Regions from separate parts of the Mus musculus genome. Here region 1 is linked to region 2. Evidence: chromatin loops called from intact Hi-C (ENCODE). Cell type or tissue: heart. All regions are shown on one strand.

Region 1 (5,000 bases), 120 kb before region 2:
GCCAACCTTCTTCCCACCATTCCCAAAGGTCACTGACACTGCTCCTGGCTGTTCATCCACTGCACAGATCTTTACAACTCTTGGTTTCTCTGTCAAGTGATATTATTTCCAAATTGTAAATGTTCTCTATTTGTAAAGACTGGTCAACTTGGTTCCAAAATCAACAATAAACTGATGCTGTAAACAATCTAGTGGTTTCTGTGCAAATCTTGTAACCCTATATTAGAATCCAACTGACATCAGAATCACCTTAAGCAATGACCCACAATGTGCACTCAACCCAGGAACACTGCTGCAAAAGTCAAGCCTCCATTAAATAACCATCCGACTGCCTCTACAGCAAGTACAAAGGGCAGAAGATGTTTGCTTTTGTGGCCTCAAGCGCCTACATTTCTGAATAGTCTATTTTTTTTCCCTTTAGTGCTCTAAGTACAGGCAATTTTTGTTATGATTTCAGTTCAATTCTACTCACCTATAGCAGGATCTGGATAGGGCAAATCCTGAGGAGAACTATAGTAGGCCTCAAGAGTGAAAGGTTCCTTTCTGTAGAAGGTGAGGACTTTGGAGAAAGGAGCAGCATGGTTTTTGGGGAAGACTTCACAGTCACTAGGAAGAAGAAAAGGACAAAAAACACAAAACTTCATAAGGCTCTTTTTCTTTTTAAAATATTCCAATCTTTCTTTGTTATTTGGGGGGGGGGTGTCTCAAGTGTGCTGAGGTAAGAGGAACTCCCCCTGATCTGAGACAGCAATCTCTGCTTTTTGCTGCTACCCAGTCCAGGCTTTCAGCCTGGAAGCTTCTGGGGAGCCCTGACCCTCCACCTCCCATCTCACCCTAGCTTTACATTGGCTGAGGGTCTGAACCCAGGTCTTCTGGCTTGTATGGCAAGCGCTTTCCTCAGACAAAAATTTATGACATTCTGAACACCTTTGACACATGTATCCTAGGTTTGTAATTACTCAACAGTCCTAGTTTCTCCTCCTTGTCAGCTGTTATTTGCAGGTTCATAGAGAGATGACTCGGAAGTTAAGAGCACTGGATGCTCTTCTAAATGACATGGGTTTGATTCCCAACACCCACATGTTATCTTACAACTAATGTTCTCTTTCTGGTCTCCTCATATACTAGGCAGACACATGGTACACAGCCATACATGCAGCTAAAATACACAAATAAAACAACAATCTTAAATTCTTTATGGACTGTTTAAAAAATAATATACTTGAACAAGTATATATAATTTTAAAAGGACAGGGCACTAATTTACTCATGCCTTTAAAAAAAAAAAAAGGAAAAAAGGAGAGGCTCATACTCACTATGCAGCCAAGGATGACCTTACCTCTTGATCCTCCTGCCTCCCTCTACCAAAACCATGCTCGGTTACAGGGATTCACTATCATGCCTGGCCTTGAATTTACATCAACAACAACCACATTTTATGCCTTGGACAGATACACGTGTAAACTGAAAAGAAGGATAACACACTGCCTAGATTTAACACCCAACTGAGTATGTATCAACAAGACTGATAATATATTACCTTAACCCCTCTTCAGCTGGAGAATTCCATCGCAAAGATATTGGATATGGTACCACATCAGTGATAGAAAATTCTCTGACTTTGAAAGCAGGTGATAAAATTGCACACTAGAACGAAAATGTTAACAATTCCATTGACACACACAGACATTATAACCCGGTATTATAGAACTACAAGCAGTAGGAGGCCATCATTGATTTAATATTTTCAGTAGTAATATAATGGTATCTGAATAGTTCTACAAACTGCTGTCATTGTCAAATTTACTGTCTAACTAGTTACTTTAACTGAAGTCTACTACTTCATGAATCAATACCGACAATCCAACAAGTTCTGTCAGCTCTAGCTTAGCCCTTAACCTAGGCCCACAATTCCGTTTGTTTGTTTGTTTTGTTTTGTGGTTTTGCAGGACAATGTTCTCTGTGCAGCCCTGGCCTCACTCTGTGTCCTGGACTCACTCTGTAGCCCAGACCTCAAATTCACTGAGCTCCATGTGCCTCTACCTCCCAAGTGCTAAAATCAAACTGAAAGCCTGCGTCAGCACAGCCCCCAGCCTCTGCACTTCTGAACTCCTCTCACTACACGCTACGCCATCAATACCTTTTATGTATGTCAGCTGCCCATTTTAAGCAAGGGCTTCAGAAACTTACACCTTAAGCTGCCCTTTTGTTAATGGGTAGATCTGTGCTATGACCTATGAAGACCAAACTCACCTGCAGAGCACAGCCTCGAGTGACAGCTTCATCTGCATTTAATGTTGTGCTGAGTTCTTTACCAAAAAACTTGCTGATCTTCTCTTTCACTGCAGGGATTCGTGTGGCACCACCAACTATCTCCACTGCATAAATATCTTCTTTCTTTAACTCTACGGCAAAAATAGAGACATAAAAAGAATCTTTAAACCAGTATTCTACAATGAAGAAAAAAGTAGTAGAGCTCATGGTGAATGAATCCACAAACATTTTAAAAAACAAACAACTCCCTTACATCCTCATTCCAAAATTCATTATCCTCCCCCACAACCCACCCCCACCCCCTACCCCCGCCATGCCCCACCCACACTCACATTCTCTCACACTGGAGCATAGCCTCTGGTAAAAAGTAGTCATCTTGCCAGGCAGTGGTGGCGCACGCCTTTAATCCCAGCACTTGGGAGGCAGAGGCAGGCGGATTTCTGAGTTGAGGCTATATAGAGAAACCCTATCTTGAAAAACAACAACAACAAAAAAAAAAGTACTCATCTTGACTCTCAAATAACAATAGTGGGGTCTGGAAGGCACTGCCTGTGCAGGTCCTGCATTCCCTTAGAGCGCTACACAAAGTACTGTCAAGAGATCCAACATTCCAGCCAGCATGTTAGCTCAAAATGGGCTTCAAAATACTAAGTCATCCATGACCTGCCATAAAGCAAGGAAGTTCCAAATAACAAGGCACAGGCACATAGCCATGGTCTATGGTCTCCTGGGGATCAGGGCATGGCAAGGCTCAGCTACTGCCCAAAACCTATCTAATGCCAAGTGCTTTCCCAGTCACACTTTATCTAACAACCACTGTTCCCCGAGAGGAACTATTTAAAGAAGCAAGCGTGAGGGCTGGTGAGATGGCTCCGCAAGTTAAACACACATGCTGAAAGCCTGGTGACCCCAGAGCTCAGCCTCCAGGATGCACGAAAATGTGCAGAGCATCAGCTCTACTTAGTTATTGTCTGACCTCCACTAACTCACTTTTTACAAAAGAAATGAGCTGCAGCCAGGCATATTAGGTATGTGCCTGCAGTTCCAGCTGGAGGCAGGGGAAGGAGTACTGCTTGAGTCCAAGGATTACAGACCAGCCTACACAATGTAACTTCAACTCCTGAGAAGAAAAAATGGGGAGCAGGGAGGGTGACACTCCCAAAATCCATAGTAAAAACACACTCACCTCTCATCAACACTGATTTAAGACCCAAGCCAGTACTAAGCTAACATTACATGACCACCCTGAATTAATTAGTGACTAACAAAAAAGGTAAACATTGTACCCCAAACTGTTTTAGTTAATAATGTATTCCTAAGGGAATTGTCACCCTTTAGTCTGAAACATAATTAAAACATCTTATAAATCACACCTGGTTTGCATGTCTTTCTGTGCTCCTGTATCAACATGACTCTCCACTTTATTTTTGTAGTTATTAATCTGTTTGTTTGATTGATTGATTGATTGAGATTGGATCTCTTTTAGGACTGCTGGCTGTCCTGAATTCACAGCGATCCATCTGTCTCTTTCTTCTGATTACTGAGATTTTGAGACAGGGTCTCTAACCTAGGCTGGCCTTAAAATTTGATGATGACCTTAAACTTCTGACCTATCTGCTGAAAATACAGGCACGCATCACCATTCAACCTCTGTCCTTCAAAAAAAATAATTTTTTTAATGTATATGGTTGTTTTGTCTGCATGTGTCTGTGCACAATGTTCATCCATGCACCACATATATGCCTGTTGGTGACACAGGCCAGAAGAGAAAGTCAGGTCTCTTGGAACTGGCGTTATAGTCACCATGAAGATGTTAGGACTTTGACCTGGGTCCTCTGGTAGAGAGCAGCTAGTTCTAGCCTCTGAGCCATCTCTCTAGGTTTTTTTGTTTTGTTTTGTTTTGTTTTTAAGAGAGTCTTCCACTGAACGTGGAGCTTGATTCTAGGATGATCTGTCTGCCTCCCCACCACTGGAGATTACAGTGTGCAGCTGCACCTGGATTTTACAGAGATGCTGAGGAGCCAAAGGTCTTTATGTTTGAGCAGCAAGGCTTTACCCACTGAGCCATCTCTCAGAGCCATACTAAGTTAACAAAGGGCTCACTGACAAAAAGACCACCACATACACACTGCAAAGCAACTCAGTAAACAGATTTCTACATCCATCTGTGCTTGAGAAAGAAAGTTTTCTGAGAAAACTTTTATTTCCCTGTATTCTTCATAGAAGGCTTTAGAAAGAAGAAATATTCCAGGGGACAGATAAAGCTTATTATAGCGTGAAACTAAACTGACAGTGTTCATGCAGCAAATATTTGACTGGGAGAAAATGATAACATGCAATACATCCCCAGAGTCTGAGATCTACAAACAATTAATTCAATGACAAAAGTACTCACTGGATTGCTCCAAGACGCTTCGAAGTGGCGGCTCCACTCTTGCTAGGAGATCATCACACATCTCCAAAAATTTGCCTCTAGTAAAGAAATAATACAGATTAAACCACATTCCACTTATACGTAAAACAAAAGGCAATGACAAGCACTGATAAGGATTTGGGAACTGCAGGCCTTACATGTTTCTGGGCAATGTAAGATGAACACTAAGAGTCTGGCTTTTGCTTGGAATGCTAAACTTTAACAGCATTGCCAGAGGACTGCAATTCTACACTGGGTACGCACGCTAATAGAATTAAAACATAAGTTCACGGAAATAAAACATGTACATGAT
Region 2 (5,000 bases):
GTTCACCCACCCTTTTGAGTTCACAGTTTACATTTAATAAAGAAACCGTGTTAAACATAGTATTCTTCTTAGTAATCCTTCCATTTAGTTACTGAGTGCTGTACACTAAACAACATTGTTTATACTATCTTTAAGATTTCCTATTTTTATTATATTTTGTAGGTAGAATCAGAAACGTTTCATAGTTGGGGTAGGCTGTTAGATGTTAATAAATTACATCTGGAGAGTGAGCACATGACCTCCTAAGATCACAGGTTAACACAGTGGTTAGAGCAAGTGCCAAAGGAGTAGCCACTGTGTGGCTTCCTGTGCCATAGCCACAGACCACAGAGTTAACCCCAGTCTAATAGCCTCTTCATGTAACAAAAGGAGGACTGAGAAAGAAATACACTACTTCTGAGAAACTCATATATTCCTTTTATCATATCTGTGTGCAAAAACTAATAATACATGTCTTCTGTATATACCAAGTATACCATGGACATACCACTTCAGTTGCTGAGGAAACTAGAACATATGCTGGACCTGGAACAGTGTGGTAAAGGCTTTGACATACTCACATATGTAAACAGGTTCATTGAGCCGCCATTATTAAATCATAAGGGCTGAGAGAATTCAGAGTAAGTACATTTTCCTTACTGAAAATCAGTTATGCCGGGCGTGGTGGCGCACGCCTTTAATCCCAGCACTCGGGAGCCAGAGTCAGGCGGATTTCTGAGTTGGAGGCCAGCCTGGTCTACAAAGTGAGTTCCAGGGCTACACAGAGAAACCCTGTTTCGAAAAAACCAAAAAGAAAAAAAGAAAAAAAGAAAAAAAAAAGAAAATCAGTTATAGAGATACACTTAAGCCCTTGTACAAAAGGAAACTTTCTAAAATGTTCATTTACTGAACTGATTTTAAAACACTTCTCATATTCTATAGTCATCTGGTTGCTTTATTTCCAGGTAATTTTTGTGTATGTTTTGAATTGATAGCCAGATTTAGAAATGCAGATTAGTCTTTGAGGGGAGAGTGCAGGTAGTTACTGCAGTGACAGAAGACTTCTTCCAATGCGGGGGGGGACTCAAAACCCTTTCAAAAGAAAGGTAACCGAGCGCCTGCTGACGAGAACGGAAGCACTGTCTAGTACAGCTCTCCCAGACATCTTGTTAAAGAGTTACTCATGTAAAACCACACTGTTTTGTGTTACTCTGATTTTAAGTTTACTGATTTTAGACTTAGAAAAAACTTCACTCTTTGACATTACTTTGAAAACAAATTGCAGAAATTGTCAGCTTACTCTATTTATATACTTTAAATTCAATTTGAATTTTGTTAAAGGGAGACTTAGAAGTTGAAGTTTGAAAATTTGTACATGGTCCTTTCTTACCCCAAACTCTCCTGCTGGTGTCTACTTGTATCCTTAGCCAGGCAATTATAAACCAGAACTTTGACTCTGGAAATTGTGTTGTGGTTTTCAAAGTTATCCAACAGCTAGAAGTTACCCAGGTCTCTCTCTTTGTGGATTATTGGAAACAAAGAAGAAATTGCTTGATGCTTTGACTTTATCTTGCTTCTCTTTAGGAGTCTTATCTAGTAGACCAAAGCTCTATTAACATATATGTGTACAATTTTGTAACAGGAATGTATATGAGTTTAACTAGAAAACAAAATCAAATGTTTTACTTGTGGAGCCAGCAGTTCTTCTGTTCCTAACATGCCCACTGCTATCTTTACAGAACACTAAATTCTGTTTTCTTTAAAAGTATTTTTTTGGGCTAGAGAGATAGCTCAGTTAAGAACATCGACTGCTCTTCTAGAGGTCCTAAGTTAATTCCCAGCAACCACATGGTGGCTCACAACCATCTGTAATGGGGTCTGGTGCCCTCTTCTGGTGTGTGTCTGAAGAGAGCAATGGTGGTGTATTCATATGCATATAACAAATAAAAATACTTTTTTCAAAAAAAAATTTTTTTTGCTGGGCGTGGTGGTGCACGCCTTTAATCCCAGCACTTGGGAGGCAGAGGCAGGTGGGTTTCTGAGTTCAAGGCCAGCCTGGTCTACAGAGTGAGTTCCAGGACAGCCAGAGCTACACAGAGAAACCCTGTCTCGAAAAACCAAAAAAAAAAAAAAAAAAATTTTTAGGCTAGGCAGTCATGGCACATGCCTTTTACACATGCACATGCATTTAGGCGGCAGAGGCAGGCAGATCTCCAAGTTTGAGGACAGCCTGGTATAAAGAGTTACAGAATAGCCAGGGCTACACAGAGAAACCCTGTCTAAATAAATAAATAAATAAATAAATAAATTTCCTCCCGAGACAGGCTTTTCCAGGGCTACACAGAGAAACCCTGTCTTAATAAATAAATAAATAAATAAATAAATAAATAAATAAATAAATAAATAAATTTCCTCCCGAGACAGGCTTTTCCAGGGCTACACAGAGAAACCCTGTCTTAATAAATAAATAAATAAATAAATAAATAAATAAATAAATAAATAAATTTCCTCCCGAGACAGGCTTTTCCTGTGTAAGGCTTGGCTGTCCTAGAACTAGTTCTGTTCTGTACACTAGGCTGACCTAAAAATTTTTTTTTAATGCATGGAAAGTTTAAGGCTTACAAAAATGGCTGATTTCCTTTAAAATGTATTGGTATAATGTGAACAATTCCAAACTTAAAGAGTATGTGTATGTGTGTTTCAATTAAATTTTTGGCTAACACAATGATTATTCCTAGAATTATTGATACATATTTAGTATTCTGGCCTGGTGTGACTAATTAATGCTACTTTCTGTATTTTCCCTCTAGTATGTTAAAAGATGACTTAAAACTAAGCAGCAGTGAAGACAGTGATGGGGAACAGGTATGCCAGTCCTTCACGTTACAGTTCCATTGTGTCTTGGTCAGTACCTTTTCTTTCTTTTTTTTTTTTTTTTTTGGAGGGGAGGGTGTGTGGTTTTTTTCCGAGACAGGGTTCCTCTCTGTGAAGCCCTGACTGTCTTGGAACTCACTCTGTAGACCAGGCTGGCCTTGAACTCAGAAACCCGCCTGCCTCTGTCTCCCAAGTGCTGGGATTAAAGGCATGCACCACCACTGCCTGGAACCTTTTCTGTTTATAAGCTTTCTGACACTGGATGATTGTTACCTTCTGTAATGTCTTTGAGCTGCTGCTTGCTGTTGCTGTTTCTCTTAAATTGATGTTTCACTAACACTTATTGAGGATCAAAATGTATTTTTGAAGCAGGAATTACTTACAAGAAATATTTACGAAGTTATTTATTTATTGTATGTGAATACATTGTAGCTGTCTTCAGACACACCAGAAGAGGGCATGGGATCCCAGTACAGATGGTTGTGAGCCACCATGTGGTTGTGGGAATTGAACTCAGGACCTCTGGAAGAATAGTCAGTGTTCTTAACTACTGAACCGACTCTCCAGCCCCTCCCTCCCTCCCTCCCTCCCTCCCTCCCTCCCTCCCTCCCTCCCTTCCTCCCTCCCTCTCTCCCTCCTTCCCTTCCTTCCTTCCTTCCTTTTTCTTTTTTTCTTTTTTTTAAAAACAAACATTTTTTTTATATGCATGGCCCCCTGGAACTGGAATTACAGATGGTTGTGAGCACTATGTGGGTATTCTCTGTTAGAGCAGCCTCTGCTCTTAACTGATAAGCCATTTTTCCTACCTTAATTTTTTTTTAAAGAATTATCTTAGAAATTATTTTTTTTCCTCTTGTTAGTAGTGGTACTGAGCATTGAACTAGGCAAACTCTGCTTCTTTAAGTGAAAACAGGGTCCTGGCTTGTTATTGTTTGTGGTGTTTTGGTTATTGGTTTTGTTTTGGGGCAGTTTCACTAAGGCCCAGGTAGCCTCAGATTCATAATCCTGCTGCCTCTGCTTTCTGAGTGCTGTGGTATACTGTACTGTTTTTTTTTTGTTTTTGTTTTTGTTTTTAATCACTGTATTAAGTAACTATTAATTTATATGCTAAAGGAACCAACCTTTGTTTTTTTTTTGTTTTGTTTTGTTTTTTGTTTTTTTTAGTTCAGACATTTGTATTATGTAAATAGAGTATTATTCATTCATAATTTCTTATGCTTTATTTTTAGGATTGTGATAAGACAATGCCAAGGAGTACACCAGGAAGGTGGGGAATCCTTTTATTTTGTGGTTTTGTTGTTGTTGGTTTGATGGCTGAGGTTAGTCTGATTTAACATTGTGGTGGTATCATTAGCAGCCTTATAAATAATGTCAGTTGTGATGGTGATTGTATCATTCTGGAAATTAACAAAAATTGATTATTTATTCAAACTGGGTGAATTTTAAAATATGCTAAAAGTGAGTATTATTATCAGAATGGTACACCAGAGACTTTTGGGGGATGTGTACTTCATTTGTAAGGAAGTTTTGGGTTTCTTATCTCACATCATTAATAAAGTTGGTTGTCAGATTTGCGTGGGGTCTTGTTGCCATCATAAAGGAAACATTTGCCATTTCTGTTTTATCTCCTTCAGTAACTCTGAACCTTCACACCATAACAGTGAGGGAGCAGACAACTCCAGGGATGACTCGAGCAGCCACAGTGGATCTGAGAGCAGCTCTGGGTCTGACTCGGAGAGTGAGAGCAGCTCCAGTGACAGTGAGGCTAATGAGCCGTCGCAGAGCGCATCTCCTGAGGTGAGAGGGGGCTGCTGCCACTCAAGCTCTCCTGACAGCCGCTTCAGCCGTGGATGTCATCAAAGAGACACGAACCACATGTCTTATAGAAAACCTAGATTGGGTTTACTTATTATTTGAAAAACTCTTTTTTAAAATTAGGATTTGCCCATTGCATACACTAGCAAGATTTTATTGAAAGGACCCAGAAGTAGCTGTCTCTTGTGAGACTATGCCGGGGCCTAGCAAACACAGAAGTGGATGCTCACAGTCAGCTAATGGATGGATCACAGGGCTCCCAATGGAGGAGCTAGAGAAAGTAGCCAAGGAGCTAAAGGGATCTGCAACCCTATAGGTGGAACAACATTATG

What was found. A loop is a pair of places that touch in the nucleus more often than their neighbours do. Peaks named below come from ENCODE experiments on the same cell type or tissue, not always from the same donor. Only the 100,000 strongest peaks of a DNase experiment are listed, where the experiment ranks them.
Region 1: a loop joins it to region 2, with 2.6 times the contacts of the local background. A loop is called at or near these places in 9 of 42 quality-filtered maps.

The regions. Positions count from the first base shown.
Region 1 is chr11:53,270,474-53,275,473 of GRCm38, forward strand. It overlaps Hspa4 (heat shock protein 4), which reads right to left. Exons shown (of 19, transcript NM_008300.3): 8 at 4,670-4,746; 9 at 2,254-2,405; 10 at 1,541-1,647; 11 at 473-606. Among named protein-coding and RNA genes, the nearest start is that of Hspa4, 28 kb to the right of the region's middle. In heart, no CTCF peak of the experiment used is centred here; a DNase peak (open chromatin) is centred at 3,078.
Region 2 is chr11:53,393,750-53,398,749 of GRCm38, forward strand. Aff4 (AF4/FMR2 family, member 4) reads left to right here. Exons shown (of 21, transcript NM_033565.2): 8 at 2,790-2,844; 9 at 4,083-4,120; 10 at 4,488-4,650. Among named protein-coding and RNA genes, the nearest start is that of Gm25930, 5.8 kb to the left of the region's middle. In heart, a CTCF peak has its summit at 1,879 (motif pointing left); no DNase peak of the experiment used is centred here.